Linked DNA regions of Homo sapiens: regions 1 and 2 are each linked to region 3. The links are chromatin contacts, found by Hi-C or POLR2A ChIA-PET in ENCODE. All regions are on one chromosome and are shown on one strand. The core of a region is the stretch at or near the end of the contact, and the rest is flanking DNA. Distances in the headings are between cores, read along the strand shown. Region 1 has its middle 23 kb from the start of EPM2AIP1. Region 2 overlaps TRANK1 (tetratricopeptide repeat and ankyrin repeat containing 1). Region 3 overlaps TRANK1 (tetratricopeptide repeat and ankyrin repeat containing 1).

What was found. Hi-C counts contacts between places; a loop is a spot of excess contacts on that map. ChIA-PET counts read pairs that join two places held with the same protein, here RNA polymerase II (POLR2A). Pooled maps may share reads with other maps.
Region 1: a map with no recorded cell type shows a loop between it and region 3 (5-fold over the local background). The contact joins two enhancer-like sites. A Hi-C loop is called at or near these places in 2 of 168 maps with a recorded cell type or tissue (endothelial cell of hepatic sinusoid and right lobe of liver), 4 of 37 single-sample maps with no recorded cell type and 9 of 50 pooled maps. POLR2A ChIA-PET finds 5 or more read pairs at or near these places in 10 of 52 experiments (AG04450, GM10248, K562 and 7 more).
Region 2: a map of B cell shows a loop between it and region 3 (5-fold over the local background). The contact joins two enhancer-like sites. A Hi-C loop is called at or near these places in 10 of 168 maps with a recorded cell type or tissue (B cell, CD4-positive, alpha-beta T cell, CD4-positive, alpha-beta memory T cell and 4 more), 35 of 37 single-sample maps with no recorded cell type and 17 of 50 pooled maps. POLR2A ChIA-PET finds 5 or more read pairs at or near these places in 21 of 52 experiments (CD4-positive, alpha-beta T cell, CD4-positive, alpha-beta memory T cell, CD8-positive, alpha-beta T cell and 14 more).

The regions. Positions count from the first base shown.
Region 1 is chr3:36,967,834-36,971,697 of GRCh38, forward strand. It overlaps the pseudogene RNU6ATAC4P. Among named protein-coding and RNA genes, the nearest start is that of EPM2AIP1, 23 kb to the right of the region's middle. RefSeq lists enhancers at 1,916-1,965, 2,056-2,115. Within about 2 kb of position 2,183, at least 13 of the 41 ENCODE cell types and tissues checked have a DNase peak (open chromatin) inside an H3K27ac peak, as active enhancers do; they include OCI-LY7, where a contact is called at or near this core.
Region 2 is chr3:36,874,727-36,878,648 of GRCh38, forward strand. The region is part of intron 8 of TRANK1 (tetratricopeptide repeat and ankyrin repeat containing 1); the gene reads right to left. It also overlaps the pseudogene CBX3P10. Among named protein-coding and RNA genes, the nearest start is that of LINC02033, 54 kb to the left of the region's middle. RefSeq lists an enhancer at 1,883-2,052. Within about 2 kb of position 1,750, at least 6 of the 41 ENCODE cell types and tissues checked have a DNase peak (open chromatin) inside an H3K27ac peak, as active enhancers do; they include B cell, CD4-positive, alpha-beta T cell, CD8-positive, alpha-beta T cell and 2 more, where a contact is called at or near this core.
Region 3 is chr3:36,910,490-36,914,125 of GRCh38, forward strand. All of the region lies in intron 1 of TRANK1 (tetratricopeptide repeat and ankyrin repeat containing 1), which reads right to left. Among named protein-coding and RNA genes, the nearest start is that of TRANK1, 33 kb to the right of the region's middle. RefSeq lists a silencer at 124-292 and an enhancer at 2,038-2,087. Within about 2 kb of position 2,167, at least 11 of the 41 ENCODE cell types and tissues checked have a DNase peak (open chromatin) inside an H3K27ac peak, as active enhancers do; they include B cell, CD4-positive, alpha-beta T cell, CD8-positive, alpha-beta T cell and 2 more, where a contact is called at or near this core.

The DNA.
Region 1 (3,864 bases), core at 933-3,432, 57 kb after region 3:
GCCAGGAAACCAAGTGTGAGGAGTATGTAGAAAACAGAAGATGATAGTACTAACCCTGTTAATCTAATAAAAAGAAACCCCAGGATGACTGCTTGCAGTGGGGTTTGAAAGAAATCTATTCAAATTAAAACAGGAGGTCCATGTGCTCCAAAAAGATATTCTTTTTTTTTAAATATATATATATCTTTTATTATACTTTAAGTTCTAGGGTACATGTACACAACGTGCAGGTTTGTTACATATGCATACATGTGCCATGTTGGTGTGCTGCACCCATTAACTCCTCATTTACATTAGGTATGTCTCCTAATGCTATCCCTCCCCCCTCCCCTACCCCATAACAGGCCCCAGTGTGTGAAAAAACGATAGTTAGATGCCACGAACTAGGTGGCAATGCCTTAACCGTATGTGTGTTGTCAGGCCTGAGGGCCTCTTCCATCCTTGTCAAGGGGAGTACTAACCTTCTCCCCTTTCATACAACACAAAGATATTCTTAAGACTTCTAGAATAGACCCTGAACAATTTTAGAGTAAGGAACTAATAGATATCAGTGCTTTCATGAAGAAGGCTTTTGCTTCTCCTGATGAGGGAAAAATTATAAAAATTCTAAGACAGGAAAGTTATGATCCAAACTTGAAATAAACAAATGTGGTATGAATTTGGGCAACTGTGGTTCTTTAAGAAAAGAGAATCCACCATGCAATTTTCTTTTTCTTTTTTTTTTTTTTTTTTTTTTGAGACAGGGTCTCACTCTGTCACCCAGGCTGGAGTGCAGTGGTGATCTCAGTTCACTGCAACCTCTGCTTCCCGGGGTCAAGTGATTCTCATGCCTCAGCGTCCCAAGCAGCTGGGATTACAGGTGCCCGCCACAACACCTGGCTAATTTTTGTATTTTTTAGTAGAGACAGGATTTCACCCTGTTTGTCAGGCTGGTCTTGAACTCCCGAACTCAAGTGATCTGCCAACCTCAGCCTCCCAAAGTGCTGGGATTATAGGCGTGAGCCACCGCGCCTGGCCCATCATAGAATTTTCTAGGAATATTGTCCTTTGAGAGGTCTAGGGTGATGACATAATTATACAAGAAAACATAATGTCATAACAATTTAATATTTTTAGTAATTTTAAATTTGTGTCATCAACCTACAGACAAAGGATGGGGGTTCAGGTTTCTGAACAGAATGTAAATTTTCAACCTCAACAATGTAAATATCAAAGTGAAGCTCACAGAAACCAGAAGGTAGAAGTAGGAAAAGAGATGGAGGCAAGGGTAGGGGAAAAAAGTCAAGAGACGTTAGTGAAAATTGACAGAATTAAAAACAAATAGTTTAAGAACAGAATCTAAATGTATAAAAGTAACCAATGGAAAGAAAACCAATGATACAACAAAAGTCATGGTAAAAAGAAGAAAAGGAGAAATGGGGTGGTATTAATTAGTTAAATCCTTATTAATCATAAGCAATAAGTAGACAATGCCTACAGTTGATAAATTAAGAATTAGCAATATACAGAAATATATATGAAACCAAAATAACTAATGAAAGAAAAGGAGGCTGGGCACGGTGGCTCAGGCCTGTAATCCCAGCACTTTGGGAGGCAGAGGCAGGCAGATCATTTGAGTCCCGGAGTTTGAGACCAGCCTAAGCAACGTAGTGAGACCTCATCGCTACAAAAAAACAGAAAAATTAGCTGGGTGTGGTGGTGTATGCCTGTATTCCCAGCTACTTCAGAGGCTGAGGCAGGAGAATCAGTTGAGCCCAGAAGGTGGAAGCTACAGTGAGCCAACAGAGTGAGACCATCTCAAAAAAAATTTAAAAAAATGAAGAAGGAAGGAAGGAAGAGAGGGAGGGAGGGAGCGTGGGCGGGGGGGGGGGGGTGGAGGAGGAGGAGAGAAGGAGTGGGAGGAGTGGAGAAGGAGGGGGAGGAGGAGAAGGATAAAAGGTTACAAGTGGTTGTTACTAGGAATGGGGGAGAAGAGAAGTGGGTAATGGCACTGAAGCTTTTTATTATGTCTTTCAGCATTCTCTGATTGTTCTTAAACCATCAACAGATCTCAGTATGTAGACTAAAAGGGAATATTTGGTGAAGAGATCTTCTTTCACTATTGTACACTTGCTATGGACATGTCCATGCCTGCTGCCTGGCAGGCACCATTCATTAAGTAGGCCCCTGTTGCCAAGGAAACCAGCTCTTCACTGATACCAAAGATAATGCAGAGGCCTGCCGCTCACCAAGCAACCTTCCTCATGAGCTATGCCCCCACCTTCCTGAACTGTCTCTTGCTCCTGTTTGATACTGTCATGCTGCACGAAGCTTACACTTGCTATCTCTCACTTCCCTCTTAGTCATCTGTGATGCTGGCTAAGGGAGCTAGGCCAGTCAGCAGTGACCTGTTGCCCTTGGTTTATTATAAGCAAACTGTTCACAAGAAATGAACTTCTGTTGTTTTATAAATGATATGCATCACAGAACACAGAATAATATCAAAACCACATTAGTTTTTTCATACTTGCTTCATTGACCCCAGGGGAAGAGGGGAGAGCAGGGAGAGGACTTTCTCTTTTTTTAAATACTAATTATATTGAGGTATAAAGAACATATAGTAAGTTCACAGACCTTAAGTATACAGTTTGATGAGTTTTGGCAAATATGTATACCTGTGGAACCAACACCTCAGTCAAGATATAAATACTTACATCAGCCGGGCGCAGTGGCTCATGCCCGTAATCCTAGCACTTTGGGAGGCCAAGGCAGGTGGATCATGAGGTCAGGAGATCGAGACCATCCTGGCTGTCCACTAAAAATACAAAAAATTAGCCAGGCATGGTGGCACATGCCTGTTGTCCCAGCTACTCAGGAGGTTGAGGCAGGAAAATCGCTTGAACCCGGGAGGCAGAGGTTGCATTGAGCCGAGATAGCACCACTGCACTCCAGCCTGGGCAACAGAGAGAGACTCCGTCTCAAAAAAACAAAAAACAACAAAAAAAACCATACATCGACCCAGAAAGTTCCTTCTGTCAGTAGCAGTTCACCCCCCCATGCCCCCAACCCTTGGCCTCCCTGCCTTCCCATCTCCACTCCCAACCCTCACTGCTCTGATTCTATCACCATTGTTTTGATTCTTCTGCTGTTGATCTTCATAAAACCAGTATATTTCCTTTTGTGTCTGGTTTATTTTCCTCAGAATAATGTTTTTAACATTTATCCATATTGTTATGTGTATCAGTCGTTTCTTCCAGATTAGTACTCTATTGTATGGATAGAGCCTATTTTGTTTACCCATTTCCTGTTGACAGACATTTGGTTTGTTCCCAGTTTTGGATTATAATGAATAAAGCTGCTATGAACATTCTTGAACGATGAACATTTTTGTGGACATATGTTTTGATTTTTTTGTGTAAATACCTAGGAGTGAAATTATTGAGGTATGGTATAGGTTTATGCTTAATTTTATAGAGTACTTAAACTTGATTCTTTTATTTAAAATTGTGATAAAATACACATAACATAAAATGAACCGTCTTAACTGTTTTTAACTGTACAGTGCAGTGGTACGAAGCACATTCACATTGTTGCACAACCATCACCACCATCCATCTGCAGAATTATTTTTATCTTGCAAAACTGGAACTCTGAACCAGGTGCGGTGGCTCACGACTGTAATCTCAGCACTTTGAGAGGCCGAAGCAGGAGGATCGCTTCAGCCCAGGAGTTTGAGACCAGCTGGGGCAATATAGTGAGACACCGTCTCTATAAAAACAAAATAAAAATAGACCAGGCGCGATGGCTCATGCCTGTAATCCCAGCACTTTGGGAGGCCATGGTGGGCAGATTGCCTGAGCTCAGGAGTTCAAGACCAGCCTGCCC
Region 2 (3,922 bases), core at 500-2,999, 36 kb before region 3:
CAGGGGCTGTTTTGTTGTCACTGTTACCACCCTCCTAGCCCCAACTCCCTGGATGCCAACTCCATTTGCTGCTCTGATGTATCCATTTGCCAAGCATCAACGTATGTCTGTGGTCACAGATGCAACTGTTTGCGGAATGAAACAGGTATATCCCTGGGGGTACACAAAGACTTAAATGGGCACAGAGAGTTAAATGACTCAATGCCTAATCTCCAAATTCCATATGTAAGCTTTCCTAAAATTCACCTCCTGAGAAGGCAACTGCACTTCTCCCACTTTACCAAAAAAAAAAAAAAAGAATTAAGTCATATTTCCCACCCATCGAGAATCTCACTGTGGTAGGCAGAATTCTAAGCCCCCAAGATTTCTGACCTGCTGTGCATCCACACTTTTTCCCAGTTATTCAATCAAATACTAGCCTAGGTGCTGCTGTGATGAAATTTTGCAAATGAAACAAAGGTCCCAAATCAGTTTATCTTAATATAGGGAGATTATCCAGAGAGGCCTGACCTAATCACATGAGTCCTAACAGTCAAAGTTCTAGAGGTCAGAGATTCAGAGTATGAGAGGGATTTGATGCACAAGAAATTCTCCTCTGCTGGTTTTGAAGATACAAGAGGCAGGACAAGGAATGTGTGTGGCCTGCAGAAGTCAAGAGCAGCCTCTGGCTAATAACCGGCAGAGAAACTGGGATCTCAATCCAACAATGGCAAAGAACTGGATTCTTCCACAACCATGTGAGCTTAAAAGCAGGCCCAGAACTCCAGATGAGAACATAGCCAAAGCCAACACCTTCAGCCTTGCAAGACACTGAGCAGAAAACTCAGTCACATCATGTCACTCTACTGACGTATAATAAATGGGTGTTGTTTCAAGCCACTAAGTGTATGGTGACACAGCATAACTATAGTATACTGCCCCAAAGGGGGTAAAAACTCCTAACCTCCAGGGTATCAACCCAAAGGACAATTAAAACTAACTGATACCTGCAAAACGTCTTTTAAAAGGCACTACATAATCCATCCCCTACCTACTTCCCCCCAGAATTTTATTTTTATGTTTAACAATTATAGAAATTTCACTATATTTATGTTGTTTTGATAAGCTCCATATTGATAATTAGGAATAATTCAATCCAGAAAAAAAGTAACGCTTAGAGCCTTACAATCACAGAAATGTTGGGAGGACGTCATTTCCATTCTATTAAATACAAGTAAAGAAGTGAAATAACAGTTTTATTTTAAAATATCCATGTGTACAAAATTATACAAAATTCCAGATGTCAACTTAAATACATGCAGAGAGGTACACAGGTTTTCAAAATTCTTTAAGGGGGGATAAGGAAGCAAAATTTGAAAACCACCAACAAATAAGACTTATTTTTTTGTCTGGTCAGTATCCATTCTCCCTTTTTCTGAGAACCACCCAGTTTTCCTTTGAGACAGCACCTCCTCTCTCTCAGCCTTACCAGATTTGATGGTGTGAACACCAGACCGACTGACACACACCCCTGTGACAACCACATTCTCTACCATTTCACCAACGCCCAGGTCCAGGGGCTAACACTTAACCAGGATCTGGCCATTCAAATCATTCTGTTCTTCTAGCTCTGTCCCATACCCTCTTCCAGAGGCTAAATCCTGGCCAGGGCCTTGCCAATCAGATCATTCCATTCTTCTGGCTCTAGTGACTGATTGGTTCATAGGGAGGACATGTGACCAAAGTCAGGTCACTAAGACACACTAGGAGCTATTGGGAGGAGGTATCCTCTTTGACTGAGATTGACAAATTGGCAGAAAGTAAGCCTGAAGGTTCTGGTGGCCTTAACTGAAAGACAGCCTGTCTGAAAACGAAACTAACAGAAAGAAGAAATAACCACAAACCGCTACAGATGAAAACAAACAAACCTAACAACTCTCCCAACACCACTTTCAAAATGAACATATCAAACTTGATTTTCATTAGAACATAGTTATTTCTTCACACAACGGAGTAAAAGGCAAGACAGACTCATGAAGACAGCTTTGAAGCAAGCACCTGAACCAAACTCTGGAGTCTTCAGTCGCATGAGACAATAAATTCTCTTTCCTGCCTAAACCAGTTTGAGTGTAGCTTCTAACCAAGACAGATGTAATGATCCAACCTCACTCCTTCAATTTCAGGAGCTAACCATATCTAGACGGGTTCTGCTGCTGCCCAGCTCTGGTGAGTTCCTGAGCCTCTGAAATCTCTATGTACCAGAGCCAATGAGACCATTGTAACAACAAGCACCCACCAAATTACAAACAAAGCTGAAGATTTCTAAGGCCCAACTGACACTGCAATTTTTTCAAATGGGTTTAAAATTTAGGCCAACTTAAATAATCTGGAAAGTTCTTGATTCTCTATGTACCAAACAATACTTAAGAAGGAGATAATAAACCCAGTGTTCAGGCAACATTTCTGGGGTTTAAGTTAGCAATAGCTTTCAAAATCCAAATGCATACCAATAAGCTAGCACATCTTAAACATATACGCTTTTACTTGTACATCATAAAATATTTGCAGAAAAAAATGTAAGATATTAGTAACACTCATTCCTTGCTGCCTAATGGACAGAGTAGAATAGACTCTTGATGTATACATTTTGTACCTTTTGATTTTTTAATATATTTAAAATTTAAATAAAATTAAAATGTATCCAAATAAATAACATGTACAGTTCCTTCAAACAAGAAATTTCTTAACAAGGAAATCATCCTATAGATGCAACCCCACTGATTCACAAACATGTATGTAAAAGAATGGTCTCCAAGCCTTGTTTTCAATTGCAAAATGAACTAAAATACATTTAACCATCTATTAGTATGAGTTGTTAAAAAAATGAAACTGCCATGCAGATACTATTAGGGAAAGATGACTAAGATACATTGTTCAGTGAAGAAAGCAAGTTGCTGAACAGAATGTACAGTGTACCTACATTTATATTTAAAAGGGAAAAAACTGGCATTATACATATACATTACTAGCAAGACTGACAAAAAAAGTTTTAGTAGTTGATTTTGTAGAAAGAGATTTACTTTTTATCACATTCTTTGAAAGTGTCTGAATTTTTTAAAGGAATACAAAACTATTTATTGACCATCGTTCACCAGTATTTTAAATAATAAACAATATACAGTTGGATAACATTCTGATTAATACAAAGTTGTTTTTCCTGGCTTCTGCTGAACCAGTAAAACAAATACTGAAAAGACTAAGCCTACATGTAAGGAATAAGTTGAGGTAAAGAAAAAACATGCGAGTCAATAGTTTAGATCAGGGGTCCCCAACCCCCCAGGTGCTGGTCTGTGGCCTGTTAGGAAGCGGGCCTCACAGTAGGAGGTGTGCAGAGGACAGCGAGCATCACTGCCTGAGCTCCGCCTCCTGTCAGATAAGCAGCAGCATTAGATTCTTATAGGAGTGCAACCCTGTTGTGAACTACGCATGTGAGGGATCTAGGGTCTATGTTGCCACTCTTGAGAATCTAACTAATGCCTGGCAATCTCAGGTGGAACAGTTTCAGCCCAAAACCATCCTCTTCTCCCACCCCCAACTATACCCCACCATCTGTGGAAAAATCGTCTTGCACAAAACCAGTCCCTGGTGCCAAAAAGGTTGGGGACCACTGCTTTAGATTACAAGACTTGGTTCACTCATTTACAGCTGCAGGTCCTAAACTACCAACATCTCTAACCATCTGATTAGTTTCCGTGAGCAACGTCTTAGATAGTCCATGAATCATGACCTTTAGGTCAATGTAGCAACAGGGATTTCAACTTACATGTTCTTACCTGTAAGTGAGGGCTACACAGCTAGAATACTTGGACACCAGGAGGGAAACAACAGACACTAGGGCCTACTTGAGGATGGAGGGTGTAAGGAGGGAGAGGATCAGAAAAAA
Region 3 (3,636 bases), core at 917-3,416:
AGCACTTTGGGAGGCTGAGGCGGGCAGACCACCTGAGGTCAGGAGTTCGAGTCCAGCCTGGCCAACATGATGAAACGCCATGTCTTCTAAAAATACAAAAATCAGACAGGTGCGGTGGCACGCACCTGTAATCCCAGCTACTCGGGAGGCTGAGGCAGGAGAATCGCTTGAACCCAGGAGGGAGAGGTTGCAGTGAGCCAAGATCACACCACTACACTCCAGCCTGGGTGACAGAGTGAGACTCTATCTCCAAAAAATAAAATAAAATAAAATAAAATCATGTTGCAAAAGACCCAGTGCGCTGGCTCATGCCTGTAATCCCAGCACTTTAGGAGGCTGATCAGCTGAGGCGGGCGGATCACCTGAGGCCAGGAGTTCGAGACCAGCCCGGCCAACATGGTGAAACCCCGTCTTTACTAAAACTGCAGAAATTAGCCAGGCATAGTGGTGAGCACCTGTAATCGCAGCTTCTTGGGAGACTGAGGCAGGAGAATTGCTTGAACCCGGAAGGCAGAGGTTGCAGTGAGCCAAGATCACGCCACTGCACTCCAGCCTGGGTGACAAGCGCTAACTCCATCTGGAAAAAAAAAAATCGTGTTGTAAAAGAACATTTAATGACAGAGCAAGTTAGTAAATGAAAAATACAGGCCTATACGGTTGAAAAGGCATATTGTAAAAGAACATTTAATGACAGAGCAAGTTAGTAAATGAAAAATATAGGCCTATAAGGTTGAAAAGGCATATAATCCCAAATTGTTTTAAATACATAAAATGTATTGAAAATATGCCAAAATGTTAAAAGCCACGCCTTTGGGATTTGACAGAATTTTAATTTTCTTCCTTGATTTTCTGAATTTCCAATCACTCTACGATGTACCCTCTTACTAATCAGACCATAAATGTTATCAAACAGACTCTTTAAGGGTTTAACTGAAGAATTCAAACACAAGGTATTTCCATTGTATTTACAAATACAAAAAAAAAACTCTTCATTTCAATATTATTTTTCATAGTTCTCTAGAAACCAAGTCAGCTCTTAATGTTATGTGAGCAACAACAAATGTATTCACCCACCTATGTTTCTGCTTTTTATTGATACAATCACATCAAAGGTGAAAGAAGGAATGCCAACCATACAGAAGGCTTTTTTCTTCCTAATAGGATTCATTGAGAGTTACATTCTCATTACACGGAAGAATGCTTTATATCTCTACAATAGAATACAGATGGCTCCGTTGTTGGGTCTTTAAAAAAAAGAAAAAACTGACCAACTGATGATTTATTTATAAGATGAAATTATTAAATAAAAGTGGTAATAATTTACCATAATGACAATATTCTTCATAGCTAATATCTGCTAAGTACCTACTATGTGCTTTACATCATTGTGTCTTTTCATTCTTATAAGAAGCCTCGGCCAGGCACAGTGGCTCACGCCTGTAAACCCAACATTTTGGGAGGCCGAAGCAGGCAGATTAGCTGAGGTCAGGAGTTCGAGACCAGCCTGGCCAACATGGTGAAACCCCCATCTCTACTAAAAATATACAAAAATTAGCCAGGCATGGTAGTGCATGCCTATAGCCCCAGCTACTCAGGAAGCTGAGGCACGAGAATCACTTAAGCCCAGGAGATGCAGGTTGTAGTGAGCTGAGATCAAGCCACTGCATTCCAGCCTGGGCAACAGAGTGAGACTCTGTCAAAAAAAAAAAAAAGTGCTATAAGGTCAGCGTGACTCTATCTCTATTTTGCACATAAGGAAAGTGAAGCAAAGACAGGTTAAGCCACTTACCACTTGCCACAGTCACACTGAAATTGGTAATGTGAGAATTCCAACCTAGGTGGCCTCACTTTAAGAGCCAAACTACACTCTGAAGGGCCAAGACAGAGGCTAAAAGATCAGCACCCAGTAAAATCACTAGGGTATCTTATATTTTGGCTGGCACTGAGCACTCTACCCTGCACTTTCAGTTTCGTTAATGGTGTAAAAGCTACAAAATACTTAAGGACAATTGCACAGCTGCCTGGCTGGCTTTCAGAAATTTTCACTATGTCTCTATGAGAATTCAAACTCTAGTTGTTGGAAGCTGTCACAGGCTGCTGAGCTACATATGAGGAAGAAGATGCAAGAAAAATGCAAATGCACTGAGTAGATTTTGAAACAAGCAAGTCTGAAACAGAGCAGATCCAGGTGGTTGTGGGTTTTATGACTCATTGTGTATACGTATACACATGAAGTTCTGTAACTGACATACAGGATTACAGCAAAGACTGGCAACACAGATGGCCTATGGAGGGGTTATTACTGAAATGGGCAGAGAGGATGGCTTTCCCTTCATACATTATCTGGGTACTGCTTGAATTCTTGACAACAAATTTGTTTACTTTTTTATTTTATTTTTTTGGGGTTTTTTGTTTGCTTGCTTGCTTTTTTTGTTTAGGGTTGCCAAAAGAGCCCAAAAGCAGTCAATGATCCAAGATTAACTCGGGAATGCTGGCAGTAGCAGTAGATCCAAGTTGAAGCTAGAAAGAGTATGTCTCTTTTGTGTGTGTGTGTGTGTGTGTGTGTGTGTGTGATGGAGTCTCACTCTGTCACCCAGGCTGGAGTGCAGTGGCGCAATCTTGGCTCACTGCAACCTCCATCTCTCGAATTCAAGCCATTCTCCTGCTTCAGCTTCCTGAGTAGCTGGGATTACAGGCGTGCGCCCTGTAATCCCACCATGCCCAGCTAACTTTCTATATTTAGTAGAAATAGGGTTTCCCCATGTTGGCCAGACTGGTCTCGAACTCCTGACCTCAAGTGATCCGGCCGCCTCGTGTCCCAAAGTGCTGGGATTACAGGCTTGAGCCACCATGACCGTCCTTTTCCTTCTATCTTTCTATCTATCTTTCTTTCTTGCCTGTTTGCTTGCTTGCTTGCTTGCTTGCTCACTTACTTTCTTGCTTGCTTTCTTTTTCTTGCTTTGTTTCTCTCCTCTCCTCTCCTCTCCTCTCCTCTCTTTCTTTCTCTCCTCTCCTCTCCTCTCTTTCTTTCTCTCTCTCTTAAAAGTGACTCTTTCCTCTTCCCCGCAGGAAGGGTGCCACAGACAGTCAAGGATAAAAATCCAAAGTCAGAATATATCCTGGGGACTTCAATGTGTTTTGTTTTGTTTTTTTCTTTTTTTCTTGGGGAAAGGGGTACAAATGTGGGACAAGAAGAACAGGAATTTTCTTAAGAAACTCACTCAAAATATTTCATAAGGCCCCTGGAAAAGTATGTGGTGCTGCACCCAAGTCTTCCCTACCCAGGGCATTTAAATAGGACAAGACCGGAACACCTTGCCACCACCCCCCTCAGCTGTCTCACCATCCTGCCCCCGACCAAAGCCCAGTAAAGTGGCCTGCACTAAACCTAAGGCATTACCAGTGCAACTTATCCCCTTCGCCCATCAACTTTAAGTTATTCCTCATTTATTTACAGCCTCAATTACACCCAACTACATGCACACCAAAGATGGTATTTCTAAAGCCAGTTGACGAGACCAGCTCCGAACTGTTTTTGTAAAATTTATAACCTAAAAGTCATTCTCACAGCAAAAAGTAAACACCATAAATAATTATCTACCTCCCCAATATCTAGGGTCTCTTGACTGTTTTTGG